Linked DNA regions of Homo sapiens: region 2 is linked to region 1. Evidence: read pairs that join two places in POLR2A ChIA-PET (ENCODE). Cell type or tissue: MCF 10A. All regions are shown on one strand. Each heading gives the region's core, and the rest is flanking DNA. Links, peaks and the distances in the headings are about the cores only. Region 1 holds the start of PYGO2 (pygopus family PHD finger 2). Region 2 overlaps ZBTB7B (zinc finger and BTB domain containing 7B).

The links. Peaks named below come from ENCODE experiments on the same cell type or tissue, not always from the same donor. Only the 100,000 strongest peaks of a DNase experiment are listed, where the experiment ranks them.
Region 2: POLR2A ChIA-PET joins it to region 1 with 45 read pairs; 31 of 35 experiments call an interaction of 5 or more read pairs at or near these places.

The regions. Positions count from the first base shown.
Region 1 is chr1:154,959,091-154,964,090 of GRCh38, forward strand. It overlaps PYGO2 (pygopus family PHD finger 2), which reads right to left and starts at 2,692. Exons shown (of 3, transcript NM_138300.4): 1 at 2,384-2,692; 2 at 1,887-1,936; 3 at 1-756. The coding sequence starts at 2,486. SHC1 (SHC adaptor protein 1) reads right to left here. Exons shown (of 12, transcript NM_001130040.2): 12 at 3,208-4,841. The coding sequence ends at 4,713. PYGO2-AS1 (PYGO2 and SHC1 antisense RNA 1) reads left to right here and starts at 2,448. Exons shown (of 1, transcript NR_171036.1): 1 at 2,448-3,533. RefSeq lists enhancers at 195-694, 2,299-3,039, 3,040-3,779 and silencers at 2,238-2,697, 2,748-3,157. In MCF 10A, for the core only: a CTCF peak has its summit at 2,913; DNase peaks (open chromatin) are centred at 2,441 and 2,711.
Region 2 is chr1:155,008,901-155,019,628 of GRCh38, forward strand. ZBTB7B (zinc finger and BTB domain containing 7B) reads left to right here. Exons shown (of 3, transcript NM_001256455.2): 2 at 5,755-6,914; 3 at 7,320-9,623. The coding sequence starts at 5,761. The coding sequence ends at 7,785. It overlaps DCST2 (DC-STAMP domain containing 2), which reads right to left. Exons shown (of 15, transcript NM_144622.3): 15 at 9,627-9,860. The coding sequence ends at 9,644. Among named protein-coding and RNA genes, the nearest start is that of ZBTB7B, 11 kb to the left of the region's middle. RefSeq lists enhancers at 1,006-1,755, 3,255-4,002, 8,375-8,519, a silencer at 8,416-8,885 and a cis regulatory region at 8,447. In MCF 10A, for the core only: a CTCF peak has its summit at 8,803 (motif pointing left); a DNase peak (open chromatin) is centred at 8,521.

The DNA of each region.
Region 1 (5,000 bases), core at 1-5,000:
TGGAGTGCCCCCACCCCGCCCACTGCTGTTCGGGGGGAAACTGGGCTGGTTCCCATTAACAGCAGCAGCCGGGGAGCCTGAGTGGGGCTCCTGGGGAAAAGCAGTAGAAGCAGGTGGATTCAAGGGCTTCCCCCCATCCTCACCACCAGGGCCAGGAAAGCCAGGGTCCGGACCAGGAAAGGGACTTGTGTTAGGCGGCAGGCTGGGGAGCCCCTGACCAGGTCTCTGGAGAGGAGAAGGGCCAAAAGGAGCCCCTGGCTGAGCAAATCGTTGGGACAGAGAAGGTGGGCCCAGCTCTGCTCTGGGAGGCTGTCCCATGGTGGGTGAGATCATGGGACCAAATCCCCCCACTGGGCCCGGCATCATCTGCCCACTGGGAGGACTAAAGTTTTGACCCAGAGGCTGGTTGAAGGGTTGGCTGGGAAAGTTCATGTTGCCTGGGGGTGGGTAGCCAGGACCCTGGGGGGGCATGTTGAAAGCAGGGCCCATAGGATTGGGAGGGAAGGGGGGTGGCTGTCGACGGAGTGGCTGGGGGCCCCCTCCACCTCCAGTGCTGTAGCCTGGGGGTACCTGGCCCGCCATGCCCCCCTGCACACGGAAGCCTCCGAAGGGCACAGGACTGCCAAGGAATGGAGGGGCTGCAACCCCCACTTTGGGGGCTCCGAAGTCATCTTCAAAAGGGTTGGATGCAACCAGGTGATCCACCATGGGAGTTGGGGGTGGTGCAAACTCCGTCAGATGTGAGTATGCAGGGCCCTAGTGAGAAACAGTTGAGGGAAAGAGGGTCATGGAGGGAAACACAGAGCTAAACCAAGAGAGCACTACCAACACAATACACATTTTGGAGGCTGATACTGTGGGCAGCTCAGGTCTAAAATCAATATGGACCACAGGCCAGGTGCGGTGGCTCACGCCTGTAATCCCAGCACTTTGGGAGGCCAAGGCGGGCAGATCACGAGGTCAGGAGATCGAGATCATCCTGGCTAACACGGTGAAACCCCGTCTCTACTAAAAATACAAAAAAATTAGCCGGGCGTGGTGGTGGGCGCCTGTAGTCCCAGCTACTCGGGAGGCTGAAGCAGGAGAATGGCGTGAACCCAGGAGGCGGAGCTTGCAGTGAGCCAAGACCATACCACTGCACTCCAGCCTGGGCAACAGAGCAAGACTCCGTCTCAAAAAAAAAAAAAAAAAAATGGACCACAGGCCAGGCACAGTGGGTCACACCTGTAATGCTAACATTTTGGGAAGCCGAGGCAGGAGGATCCCTTGAGCCCATGAGTTTGAGTAGTAACACAGCAAGTCTCTGTTACTACAAAAAAAAAAAAAGAAAAGAAAAGAAAAGAAAAAAGAAAAAAAAAAAGACAAGAAAAAGAGGGTGGAGAGTGGAACCAACATAGTGCAGTAACTATGTTTTAAAAACAGGCAGAACTAGGATGGAATCCCAGCTCTGACCCTGAAAAACAACCTCAAGACTGTGGAGCATGTATTTAACATTTTTAACCCCCAGATTTCTCATCTGTAAAATAGGGATAATGCCTATCTCCCCAAACTGTTAAAGCATGTTAGCGCAATCCCTGGCACTAAAAAAAGGATCAGTAAGTGGTAGGTGTTACGTTATCATCAGGAGGAAACCAGGACAGGAAACATGGAGGAGACTGGAACCCTGCGTGGTAAGAACTTTGGTCGAATCATCTCTTAGGAGAGGATACTTTCCCCTAAACTTGTTATAAGGTTCAGCGAAAGAACAAGAAGCAAAGCAAGAAAGACAGTTTTCTCTCTCCTCCCTGCAGCTGATACAAGATACAAACAGATACTGGAATGGCAGAGTAGACAGTGTGCCGCCAAGGGGCTGCTGGGAACCAAACCCACCACCAACCACCATTCACCTGAGTATTTGACTTCCTTCGCTTCTTTTCTGGACTCTTCATTTGCAGACCTGGAAGAGCGGCAAAAGGAAGACGCAGACAAGTTTCCCTGAGGTTTCCCCAACCTCTTTTCTCTCAGCCATGCTCTGAGGAACTCCTTTAACGTCAATACATACTTGCTTATTTATTCAACAAATGCTAACAAGGGGTGCAATATGAAAAATAGATTGTGAAGATGATCATACTCTCAGCTACGTCTTCCTTTAAATGAAAGATATCCCATCTTTCGATATCCTCAAGCTCCAAGTGAGTACTGAATTCCATGTGGCTCCAAACCCTAGAGTCCTCAATGTGTGACACCTGCCCCCAACCCCTGGAGGATTACACCCACCCATCCTTTTCACCTGAGCCTCCCTTCAAGCCTTCAGACTGTGAAACACCCCCCGCCCACCATCCCTCCCCTCTGAGGTTCCCAAGTCCTGGGCCTCTTCAGCCCCCGCCCCTCGCAGCGCGCTCACCGGCCTTGCCCTGCTTCCTCCCGGTGCTGGGCGGCGCAGGGGGCGGTGCGGGGCCGCCACCTCCCTCCAGCTTGTCCGGTGGGGGCGGCGCCGAGGCGGCCATGGAGTGGGGGACCCGGGTTAGCGGCAGCGGCGGGGGATGGAGGCGCCCTTGGGCTGCACCATCGCCCAGAAGGGGTGTCAGGGGCAGCCCAGGCCCCCGAGCTGCAGCAACCACAAAGTGCGACGACAGGGAAGCGCCGAGCCGCCGCGCAAACTGCGCGCTCTCTCCAGACTCGCCGCCCGCCAGCGGCGGCAGCAACCGGAACCGGAACTCGTCGCGGCCACCACCACTGAGCGCTGCGGGGAGGGGGAGCAAGGACCGGACGAGACGCTACGCCTGAAAACAGGCGGCGGGCGAGGGACGAGGCTTACCACGGCACCACGCGAGTGGAAAGGGTCGTCTCCGCTAGCGGCGGCCCACACCAGCTCACCGAGGGGCGGCAGCGCGCGGCCCGGCTGCCGGACCGTACCATCCCGGGCGGTGGAGCCGCCGCGGAGGGGCGCGCGCGAGCCGAAGGCGCACCCGGGAGGCCCAGGTAGCCCGGGGGCCGGTGCTGGGGCGCCGGGCAGGCCCGGCTCCCGCCTCGACCCACCCGGAGCCAGCCCCCTCTGCGGACACGACATCCCCATGGGGACGGTGGCGCGAAACGCCCCACTCTGCCGCACCCAAACTCTGCAGACCCCCAGCTTCCCTGGGCGGCCGCGACCTCCCGCCTCCCCGTCTGCCGCTGAGGGCCCGCGGCGTACACAATAGGCTTCCCAGAAGGGTTAAGAGGCAGAGGTAGAAGAAATACGGACTTTAATGAAGAGTTTTCCCTTTGGTATAAGTGAGACCCGTGGAAACATCCAAACAGCAAAAGGAGGCCAGGATGAAAACGGTCAACTCTCCCTTATCCACAAGGCCAAAAGAGGGGGGGCCGGCTTGCTGTGGTGTGGCCACCCCGGGCCTAGGCTGGGCCGGGCCTGTAGAAGGTACTCAGGAACTGCAGGTTTTGCGTTTCCCCTCCATGAAACTGACAGGCATTCGGGCTGACTTCTGCCTCTCAGTCTCGCGGTAAGAGACCCAAGTTTTTCTAGTCCTAGATGGAAATAAATTTCATCTGCCTCAGGTCTCTGGTATAAAAGGTGCGATCCCAGTTACCTCACAGGCCTAGGCGAGGAAAATGCCAAGAGCTGTAAAAGGGCTTGGAAAAGTCAAAAAGGTGATGTATAAATGTAATAATTGATTATCATTTTGTGCTCAAGAATAAGCAATGGAAAAGAAAATAGGAAAGTAAGTCTACAGCCCTAAAATATATGCATATAAAACTTTAAAAGAATGCAGTTCCAACTCTACAGATGGTATGTGGGGATTGTCTACTGCTTTATAGTCTCAATGCCCCTTTTCTCACCTCCACAAAATCCACCTGGGAGAGTTAACTGTACAAGAGGCCCAAATTCAGTCACCCCCACCCCGCCCTCCCAGAAAGGGAGGCAGGGCAGAGGCTTCAGGAGGAAGGGCTGCACTTTGGCGTAGAGTACATAGGCATGCAACATGGGAGGGCAGGCCTTATGAAATGTATATACAGACCCCTTGGGGTGAGGGGCCCCGGCCAGGAGGCACTGAGCAAGGGAGGGGTCCATCTCCCGCCTGGCCGGGAGTGGGGCTCTGGGGCAATCTCTAAGGGTTGCATATCCCCAGGGAGAGGGGACAGCTGCCACTCCTGCCTCTGTTATCCCAACCCAAACCGGAGAGGGTGCTCAGCAAGAACACAGGTCCCAGAAGCCAAGAAGGTGTTGGCATCCCTGTCATTGAATTCAGGGGTCCAAGAACTGTTTGCATAAAATATCATTAGACCTAAGAGATGGTCAAAGGCACAAAGTTTAAACATGGGGGGGGCGGGTGTTGAGAGGGGTCTGGGATACCCTGAAGCCCAGAGGTGTGATTTGTTCCCCCTTGCCCAGAAGGGTGACTGTTCCACTGGGCCTGTCACCACAGGACATTTTCCATGACAAGCACTCACCTTCTTGGGGAAGGGGCATCAGGTTGGCACAGGAAAGGCCCAGGTGAGGGGCCACTCTGTACATTAATACTTTGGTGATTAATGTTTGGGGAGAGGCAGGATTCTCACCCAGGCTTTTGACTCAAACCCTCTCACTCAGCTGGATATGAAACCCAGAGTCCATGCTACTCCCAGCTCTGACACAAGGCCAAGCCCACAGAACACTCCCAAACGAGGTCCCGAGAGTTAGGGAATAGGGTGGAAAGGATTGGAGGGCATCTTCTGGAAGAGAGCGCTAGGGCAGATCACAGTTTCCGCTCCACAGGTTGCTGTAGACACAGTTCGCTGCCCGCAGAGATGATGGGCAAGTGATTGTCCATGTGGTAGCTGATAAGGTGACTGACACTTTCAAAGCGGTGATCCTTAGTCCGAACCTGGGAGGGTGGGAAGGAAGAAGGTCAATTCAGGTGAAGAGTCAAATAAGACCTCAGCCTCCAAGGTGGAAGAGGGTGAAACAGACAAGAGGCTTGAAGGAGGAGAAAAAAATGGTGGGGGAGAGTGTGGCCTGTCAATCCTGATCATTGAGGCTTCTC
Region 2 (10,728 bases), core at 5,729-10,728, 56 kb after region 1:
CCCCCAAGCCTGGCCCTCCCCCACCTGTCCCAACCTGCTGCCCCCAGGGGCCAGGAGGAGTTGCCGCCAGGCCCCTCAGCGTTCAGGTGAGTAGGCCCTGCTCTGGCTTGGGAGATCAGGCCCCAGGGGGGCTTGGAGGCCTAGAATTAGCCAAGGGTCAGAGGACTGAAAAACAGGTCAGGAAGAGGGTGCCCAGACTTCACAAGAGAGTTTAGGGAACTGAGGGCTTGAGAAGCGGGAATGTGGGGAGGCCTCAGTGTTTAAGGGGACCCGAGCAGATCAGGAGAGGCAGAAGAGGGGCCTATAGGGACTGAGTGATTGCTGGGCCAGGCCAGGAGGCTGGACAGGCTGGCAGAGAGCCGGGCTCCGGAGATCGGGCTGGGGTGTCCTCTGGGGCTGGGGGGCTCAGGTTTCTGCTGGCGGCTTGGCGGGTGTGGGGTTACCAGCCAGCTCGGTTACCCAGCCGGAGACACTAGGCTGGGGGGGAGGGGGTGGGCACAGGGCAGACCCTGGCACCTTGTGCGGTCTCCTCAGGCCCTAAGGGGAGCTGGCACTGTCCAGGCAGACCCTGCTGAGAATCCTGATGGCCAGAGTCTGTCCAAGTGGACAATTGCCTGGTCCAGGGTGGGCACCCTCCGGGGAAAGTCCAGCAGCTCCAGGGCTGGAAACTCTGACGGGCAGAGAGGCACAGGTTGTCCCCCCACCCCCACCCCACATCCGCTCTCGCTGCAAACCCCCCTCCACCACTCATTCTCCCCAACTGGCTCCCAAATTGTGGTCCCCTGCTTCATCCAAAAGTGGGGTGTGGGTGCCCTAAACTCAACCATCTTTTGGCAAGACCAGGCATTGGAAGGCAGGCCTGGTCCCTGATTTAATTCCTCTGCGGCTCTCCACCCCTCATATGCCTGGGAAGAAGGGAATGGATGGTTGGAGCAGGGGGCCAATGGAGAAAGTGGAGAAGTTTGAGCAAGAGAGAACCAAGGGGAAGAGAAAGGAGAGGCAGGGACAGTTCCTGGGAGGAGGCCTAGGGACACTGATGGGGTGGAGAGGATGCGGAGTTCAGGGAGGGCTGAAGGAAGGAAAGCAAAGGGTGGACTTGTGGAGGGAAGACAAGGGTCGGAGGAGGCAATGAGGGGACAGAACCAGGAGGCCAAGAGAGGGGCAAGAGTGAGGGCTGGATGATGGCAGGGAATACCCAAAGGTGGCGGCGCTAAGGCTGAGAGAGTTGCCCCCATTCCTTCCTCCGCCATCTTTTATCTTCCTCATATTTCCCTTGATGGGGACTAAGGGGCTATGGGCAAGGGCTGGTGTCATGGAAAGAAAATGTAGGGAAGCATTAAGGTCTCCCTCATTTCAGGAGCCCCAGAACCAGGACTGGGGGATTTGGAGCTGGGCAGAGACTTAACCCCCACAGCACCGGGAAGCAGCCAACTCCCCTCGCCTCCTTCCCCCTTCGTGGCTTGCGGTCTCTCTTCCCCGCCTCGGCCCCCAGGAAGTGTGAGTGCTGGGGGTGGTGAGGTTAGGAGGGGGAAGCGTCATATGGGGGATGGGGAAGGCATGCACAAGCTTGGAGGGGCTGGGGTGGGGAGAGAAGGGCTCCATAAATGTCAGAGCATCCCTGGGCAGAGAACCTCTTCTTTGAAGCCCTTCTAGTCCTCATGTGAGAAGAGGCTCAGCCCCTTTACCTTCCCTCCCCAACTGGGCAATCCAGATGGCTGCAGCTCCTGGGCCCCAGAGGCCCTGGGAAGCGGTGGGGGAAGCTGGAGAACAAGGATTCCTGGGTCCCTTAGGACTTTGGACTGGCTGTCCAATTTCCCCACCCCCCTGGTCCAGACGCAGGCCAAAGCCATGGCTTCGTGCAAACTTAGCTCCAAAAAAACAGGAAGAGAACCTGAGGCTGGAGTTGGGGTGGGGGGGTGGAGGGAGAAAGGAGACAGAAGTAAGGGGGAGGGGTGGCCAGCCAAGGCACCAGGAGCGTTGGGAAGAGCCTCAGGTCTCTCCATCATCCCTGGCAGGAAGATGTTACAGCCTGGTCCTCATCCTCCCTCACCCCAAGCTGCTGCTCCTGGAGAAGCCTGGCCAGGCCCCTCTCAGGCTCCCTGGCAGAGCCTAGAGGTAGGGGCCTTGGAACCTGGGGAGGGGGGGCTCTGCGTGCCTGTGTCCCAGGCCCATATCTATTTTCTCTGCTGCTAATCCTGGTTCCGCCTGCTGCCCCCCACACTAAGCCTCACTCCCCTAATCCCCAGGGTGGGGGAAAGGGGGGTCAGCTTTACTCAGCTGCCCTGTTCAGGGCCTGCTATCCCTGCCCTTCGGCTGGCTCAAGCCAGCAGTGTTGGCCTTCGTGGCCCCCAGCCCTGCACTGGACCCTGCCTGAGGTCAGCACCCGGAAAGAGTTCCCATCTCCCTTTTCTTTCCAAGACCAGGCCAGTGGCCTCCACCTTTTGGTTTCTTGGTGCTGGACATACCCTGCCAGGTGCCCTTGAGCACTGAAGGGTAGGTGATAGGCACTCCCACCTTTACCCCCTCCCAACTTTCTCACCCTGAAGTCTTCCCCCAACCAAGGACAGGGCAGGCTTGACTCAGGGCCCAGTTTCAAGAGAGCTGCCCACCGGCTTGGCCGGTCTAGCAGGCCTGACAGTGAGGGGAGCCTGGGGGGGTGGCGGGAAAGAGGGGAGTGATGGGGTGGGGCCCCCAGTTCTTCCCCCTACCAGGCAAACAGACCAAACAGACCTTGCCCGGTTCCCTGGCACAGCTGCACCCCCAACCACCACACACACCCATGCCCACAAGGTCTTAGCAAGAGGGGGCATGCCAGATTGGGTGGGGATGGGCCGCCTTCATGGGGCGTCAGGGGACTGGGCCCTCTGGGATGCAGAGGTGGGAAAGGTGCCCAAGGTAGGGTGGGCACCCTGGCACCAGTGCCCTGCCCTGGCAGAAAGAAGGGGGAGGCCTTTGCCCCACCCATCCCTCCCAGATGATGGGTCTAGGAGGGCCCCTTGGCCTGGTTGGCACCACCATAGCTCCAGGTGGCACCTATATTGGCATGGGTGTTAGAGCCCTGGGTAAGGGTTAGGGGAGTTTCCCAGAAGCTAGAGAAGCTTATGAACACCCTCTCCTTCCCACACATGTCCTCTGCCTCTCCCCCTCTTTCATTGCTACCTCTTGGCCATGGGCATTGGATTTGGGCCTAAGGAGTTAAACACCCACCCTTGCCCAATCCCTGTGTGAGTTGCGTGGTGAACGAGCCTGAGCCTGTGACCTGACAGTGAGGTCAGCCAATCAGCGCCCCCACCACACCAAGTTGCCACGGAGACCGGCCCTGGGGTGGGAGAAAGGAGGCGGGTTTAGCAGCGGGAATGGGTGGGGTGGGCAGGGAAGGAGGGAGAGGGATGGGGTGAGCCACGTGCCTGCCAGTGCCCAGCTCCCAGCCAATGGACAGCGAGGACAGCCCCACCCATCCCCCTTAGGAGGGACAGGATCCACTTGGGCCCAGGAGGGTGCCTACTGCTGCTTAAGTAGCTGCAGCCACTGTTGCTGCTGCTCCTCCTGCTGCTGCTGCTGCCCACCTGGTTTTTGTTTGTTCCCAAGTCTGGGGGCCATTTGCCACTTGTACCATTTGTAAAGTACAGGCAGGAGGATTAAAGGGAGCAGGGAGAGCTCCCAGATGGCTTGGTTCCTAGGGAGAGAAGTGGTTTGCGGACTTACGGTGGGAACAGGTGAGCTATCTAAGGGTGCCTAGAGGTGGCTTACAAGCAAAGAAGGACATGCGGGTGCTGCTCACCCAAGGTTTCTGTGCAGGAGCCCTGGCCTTGCAATGAAGAGGGCAGGCAGGGAGGCAGACACAGAGAATGCACTTCTTGTGTCCTAAAGAGGAAATTTGTGGCTTGACTCCCCCATTCACCCCCCCACCCAAAAAAAAAAAAAACCTTTCCCCATCAATGGCCAGGTCTGAACAGCTGCTGGAGTGGCAGAGGGGACACTGACAAAATGTCAGTGGGACTTGCCTTAGGGATCATCTGGGCCAGTCTTTAATATTACATATGAGGAACAGGCTTCCTCAGGAAAGGAAGTGACTTGTCCAAAGTCATGTAGCTAGTAGTAGCTTGGTTCCCTCAGGGTGATTTGAGGGAGGGAGGCAGACCTGTCCCCAAGTAGTTTTCTTAACAGAGGCCATCTGTATAGTGGAATCTGACCCCAGGCTAGGCCAAGGCCAGAACATTTATCGAATCCCTACTGCATATCAGGCATTGTGCCATATTTGGTCTCATTTAACCCTCACCACAACCCTAGGAGTCAGGTGGAATTATCCTATGTTACAGATGAGGAAGGCGGCTCAGAGATTAAATCACTTGTTTAAGGTCATGGAGCTAACTGGTGGCAGAGACAGGATTCAAACTCAAGCCTGGCTGACTCCAGAGCCCAGTTCTTTCCAAGCCCCAGCACTGTCTCCAGTTGCTCCAGACCCACAAAATGTCAGGGCTGAAGGTCTGAGCCATTGGGGCCACTACTTCCACCCCCTCCTTGCACAGCTGAGGAAATGGAAGCACAGAGAGAAATGACTTTCCCAAGGTCATTCAGCAAGACAGTAGCAGAGCCAGGATTTAAAGCAGGTCTCACCCCCTTCCAGGCCCCAACCCCTGCCGACACCTCTGCCAGCCTTGGTGCTCTGCACCCACCTCCTGGCTGCTCTGCACCCACCTCCTGTGGCTGGGCCTTGGAGGGTAAAGGATAGAGAGCAGGACCAAGGCCTTCTGGAGACGGGGCTCTCCTGGAATAGGGAGGGAGGGGTGGCAGTAGCTGAGGGGGAGGTGGGGGGTGGGACTGGAACTTGGCCTATTGGCAGTGGGGGAGGGGGCGGGGGCGATGCTTATCTGTGCGGGGCAGGAAGCACCCGCGCCAGCCAGTGACACCCCAGCAAAGGGTGGCTGCTCCTTGGCCCCATGGGGGAGGGGAGGATGTGGGGGGAGGGATGCTGGGAGCTGTGTTTCCCGTTTGGCCTGGAGAAGTGGGGGATCTAGAAGGGGAGATGAACTTTTGGTAGCCAGGGGAGGGGCAAGAGGAGGAAGAGGATGATGCTTGGAAGCTGCCTTCTCTTGTTTGCATATGTTTTACAGTGTCCTAACCGCTTTGGAGAGCGATAACTTGAGTTAAAGCACCTGTCTGTGCCTGGCCTCCAGCAGATCTTGGTCCAGTGTGAGTCTGAACTCTCTCATTGGCCTCTCCCCAGGTTATGAGGAGGTTCATTACAAAGACTGTTACCTCACTTTTCAAATGACTGAGGCCAGCTGCCAGTACCACCCCCGGTCCTTCAGCCAATTCTTTATGAAGCCTGAACCGGGACCCAGGCATCCTATCTCCCAGTCCACTGCTCCTTCCAAAGAGATGGGGAATGGGGCAGGTGACATAGATGGACCTCCATGAAAGGGCCAGAAAGGCAGGGCTCCTGCTGCCACAGAGGCAGAGTAGAATAGTATAGTGGTTAGGAACAAGGACCGGGCCCACTCCCTGAGTTTGAACACTGTTCTGCACTTAACTTGGAAAATCACTTCACCTGTCTGAACCTCAGTTTCCTTGTCTGTGAAACAGATGATGATCATACTTCAGAGGGTTCTGGAAGATGAAATGAGTGTAAAGTACTCAGAAGGGTGACTGGCATGCAGTCATCCCTCAATAAGTATTGGCTAAAGTTGGTCCTCTTTCCCCAGACCCCTGTGGGCTGAGCGCTCTTAATCTCCCCTCTACTTGACTCTGCAGGAGAAGATGGGGAGCCCCGAGGATGACCTGATTGGGATTCCATTCCCGGACCACAGCAGTGAGCTCCTGAGCTGCCTCAATGAGCAGCGCCAGCTGGGCCACCTATGTGACCTCACCATCCGGACGCAGGGCCTTGAATACCGCACCCACAGGGCTGTGCTAGCTGCCTGTAGCCACTACTTCAAGAAGCTTTTCACTGAGGGCGGTGGCGGAGCTGTCATGGGGGCCGGGGGTAGCGGGACGGCCACTGGGGGAGCAGGGGCCGGTGTGTGTGAGCTGGACTTTGTAGGGCCAGAGGCACTAGGCGCCCTCCTTGAATTTGCCTATACAGCCACACTGACCACCAGCAGCGCCAACATGCCAGCTGTGCTCCAGGCTGCCCGCCTGCTGGAGATCCCGTGTGTCATCGCTGCTTGCATGGAGATTCTGCAGGGCAGTGGGCTAGAAGCTCCCAGCCCGGACGAGGATGACTGTGAGCGAGCCCGCCAGTATCTGGAGGCCTTTGCCACAGCCACGGCCTCTGGAGTTCCCAATGGTGAAGACAGTCCTCCACAGGTGCCCCTCCCACCACCTCCGCCACCGCCACCTCGGCCTGTTGCCCGCCGCAGCCGCAAGCCCCGGAAAGCTTTCCTGCAAACCAAGGGGGCCAGAGCAAACCACCTAGTCCCTGAGGTGCCCACAGTGCCCGCCCATCCCTTGACCTATGAGGAGGAGGAGGTGGCGGGCAGAGTGGGCAGCAGTGGGGGCAGTGGGCCGGGGGACAGCTACAGCCCTCCCACAGGAACTGCCTCCCCTCCTGAGGGTCCCCAGAGCTACGAACCCTATGAGGGTGAGGAAGAAGAAGAGGAGCTGGTATATCCCCCAGCCTATGGGCTGGCGCAGGGTGGCGGGCCCCCGCTGTCCCCAGAGGAGCTGGGCTCAGATGAGGATGCCATCGATCCTGACCTGATGGCCTACCTAAGCTCCCTGCACCAGGACAACCTGGCACCAGGCCTGGACAGCCAAGACAAGCTGGTGCGCAAACGCCGCTCCCAGATGCCTCAGGAGTGCCCTGTCTGCCACAAGATCATCCATGGGGCAGGCAAACTGCCTCGCCACATGAGGACCCACACAGGCGAGAAGCCCTTTGCCTGCGAGGTCTGCGGTGTTCGATTCACCAGGTGAGCAGCAAGGGGGGAAGGGCCCGGCAGGGGCCATGGGTAGGGGACAGGGTGGGAGGAGATGGGGAAGAAGTTAGGAGACCCGAGGTGGTGGTAGGTGGTCCTGGAGGGACTGGGGCATGGGTGGGTTACTGGAGTGAGGAGAGCAGAAGAAAACAAGCCAGCAGGGGGTGGATCTGGAGCATGGAGGATTCGGTGCCCAGGAGGGCAGTGCTGGAAGCAGAGGAGTGGATAATGACAAGGCCTAGTTAAGCTAGAGGTGAGCTAGCAGGGTATCTCCTGGGGCAATAGTGGGGTAACAAATGGTGAGGAACAGGGATGGGACAAGGCCAGGGTGGGATGACCAGGAGGAGCCAGGGATCCCATCCTGAACACCTCCCTGCCCCTCACCCCTGCCTGTGCCAGGAACGACAAGCTGAAGATCCACATGCGGAAGCACACGGGAGAGCGCCCCTACTCATGCCCGCACTGCCCAGCCCGCTTCCTGCACAGCTACGACCTCAAGAACCACATGCACCTGCACACAGGGGACCGGCCCTATGAGTGCCACCTGTGCCACAAGGCTTTCGCCAAGGAGGACCACCTGCAGCGCCACCTCAAAGGCCAGAACTGCCTGGAGGTGCGCACCCGACGGCGCCGCAAGGACGATGCACCACCCCACTACCCACCACCCTCTACCGCTGCTGCATCCCCCGCTGGCCTCGACCTCTCCAATGGCCACCTGGACACCTTCCGCCTCTCTCTAGCTCGATTCTGGGAGCAGTCAGCCCCCACTGGGCCCCCGGTCTCTACCCCAGGGCCCCCTGATGACGATGAGGAGGAAGGGGCACCCACCACACCCCAGGCTGAAGGTGCCATGGAGTCCTCTTAAAGAGGGACGAGGGCCAGACTGAAGCAGCACAAGGCCGGGGACACCCATGCCAAGCAGTGGGAGCACGCAGGACAGACACAGCAGGGGTCTGGGGCACGGAGCCTTGCTGGCATCAGCATCAGCCCTTCCTCCCAGAGCCCTCATTCCAATTCCAAGCTAAGAAGGTATTGGGGCAGAGGCTCCCCAAATTGGGGTGATCCCCCAAGGAGTGATACATATATTGTGTATATATTTACAGCTGTATTGTAAAAGTGGGGTCCCTGTCCCCAGCTGCTCCTGGGGAGTAGAAGCAATAATGTATTTCTAATTTGTGGGTCCCACTTCGGCTATGCGGGTTTCTAGGGGGTGGGGGCTTGGGACCAAAGCCTTGCCCCGCCCCTATGCCCCTTGGGGGTTTTGGCTGTGTAAGGGGGTGAAGGACTGCCCCTCCCTTTCGAGACCCCTCCTTCCTGGTTTCTGTTCCTTTTTCCTGGCAGTGAATTATGCAAAGGGGGCCGGCAAAGGAAGGGTAGGTGGGGGAAAGCCAGGTGGAAGCTTGAAAGACTGGGGGACTGGGCCTGTAAGGAAGGAGCCATCCCAGTCCCCCTCCGCCCTGCTCCCGGCGCTGAGTCATGGGGTCGTGGAGAAGGGGGCGGGGTGGCCTGATTGGCTCGCCTGCCCCTGGGGGCAGTAGAGGGGCCCCGCCCAGCTAGGGGAGCCGCTCCGTTCCACTCCCCTCCCTAGCCCTCCCTCCCCACGGCCCTGGGCAGGGAATGTCTTGTTCCCGCCGCTCCCTCCCCGGGGCCAGAGGGCAGGGCGGGCCGGGCGGCGTCCTACCCTCTTCTCCTCCTCCCCATCTCCTCCCCGCCCAGGTGCGAGCCGGAGCCGCCGCCACCGCTGCCGCCCCTGACTCACGCCGCCCCCGGGCTGGCGCAGCGAAGGGTGTGGGACAGGGTAAGGGGTTGGAAGAGCCTTGTGGAGAGCGGGCGAGCCGGCGCCATCTGGCGGCCATGCTCTGAGTGGGCGAGCGCCCCCCGCGGCCACTGGAGCGAGCTGTCTTCACGCTCCTCATCCACCCCAGCTGGTGAGCGGCGCCCCCTTGCCAAGGCAGTGGGCACAGAACTTCTCGCTTGGCCGCAGGGGAAGGGGCTGCGGACCTGTGGGAAAGTGATCCCCTTCCCAGATCCTTGCCAGCCGGGCTTCCTGTCAGGCAGGGGAGAATAATCCCCACTCTGCTCTTAGGATTGAATCCACCCCCATTCTGTACATAGCCTCTTCTGTTGGTCTTGTTGAAATCTAGTTTCAGATTTTTAACTACCCAATTCTGCTGGGGGTGGGGGACACCCCCCCTTCCTCGCTGGGTGCTGGACCCCTTTTGCAGCCTGGGCTCTGCCTTGCACTATTTCCCCTTCCTGGCCTGACGGCTCCTCCCCCTCCTTAAAAGGGGCAGGTTCAGGGGCCCGGTGCTCTTCCTCCCTTCCATGCACCCCCATGCCCATTTGCACAGCTGCCCAGGTACCCCTAACAGTGGGGAGGGGTCACAGGGAGGGGGTAGCGGGACCAGTCCCTGTTATCTATTTAAAAAGTGATGATGTAATATATTGGGGTGGCGGGGAGATCGGGTTGTCCTGGGCCTCATCTTAGCATTTCAGGTGATGGGGGGAGCCCAGGGCTGGGGAGACCTGGGGCCCAGCCCCAGAAAGTGGGGACAATGTGGCCTCCCTTCTCCCTACTTTCGGCTTTCCCAGTCAGTGCCTTAGGGGGAGAGGCACTCCCCCCCTCCTATTCCCTTCCCCCCACCCCAACTCCCCCACCTCGGGTGTAAGCGACAGGAAGAAATAATAATAATTTAAGATTCACACTTGTGTCCACTTTTGGTTTATTTGGGGGGTGGGTGGGAAGGATCAGGAAGAGAGGGAGGTGAGAGAGGGACTGAGGGTTCTGAAGCTGGAGTGGGGGCTCCTTTAGTGGCGGAGGATGTCTCAGGTGGTCTGTGGGGCTCAGGGCTGGTGAGAATGCTGACAGGCTGATGGGCTTCAGGTAAGGGCTGCTGCCCGTGCTTCCTCTGCTGAGGCCCCTTCTCCTCATCCAGGTCACTAGTGAGGAGAGGAAGGGGGTGGCCGGATCACCCACCTTCTGTCTTCACAGGTGCATCCCTGCCCCCTGCCCTGCCCCATCTGTTCAGATCCAGCTCCTGTTCTTTCTGAGCAACTCCTGCTCTCTCAGGCCCACGAGGCGTACCAGCCCATGGCTGTAGATATTTTCTGATTTTAGGCTGATGCTGGGGGGTGGGCAGTGACTTGCCTGAGGCCACATGGCTAGGAAGGGCAGAATCACTAGTGACCTCAGTAGTCACACCTGCTCAAGGCTCAAGCTGTCCCCTCTGCTGACCCAGCTTATCCTTTCACTGGGCCCTCTAGAACCTCTGAAAAGAAAGCTTTGCTTCCCCTTCAACCTCTTGACTCATCATGACCTCTACCGCCCCATTCACACTGGAATGTGCCCACTGGACAGTTTTCTTTGCAGTCCTCCCAAGAGGAGGCAGCTTAACCTTCTCAAACCCAGCTGGCCCGTAGTGTTTTTTTGCAAAGCCCCTGGCTGCCATGATAGCTGTACCACCAGTGCTGTGGCTGTCTCCTCAGGCCTGCCAGACACCTGCCACATCTGTTTAAGATGCCGGCTCTGGACTCCTGCTGTTTGTATGGTCCTGCAACCTCGTCGCTAGAGGACCCACCCAATTCTCTGGCCTCTCAATCCCTAACCTCCTTGGTTCTATTGACCGTCATCTCTGTTCCCACTCAGACGTCTTCCTCAGCCTTGGCCTTTCACTGGATTCATTCCAGAGTTCTTCCCTGGCCATGGCCCCCTCTCTGAGTCCCTCCTGTTCAGCCAGCTCTCCCTCCTGGCCACTGCCCCTGCTCTAACACGTCATCAAGACAGAGACCCTGGGCTGCCCCCAGGGGC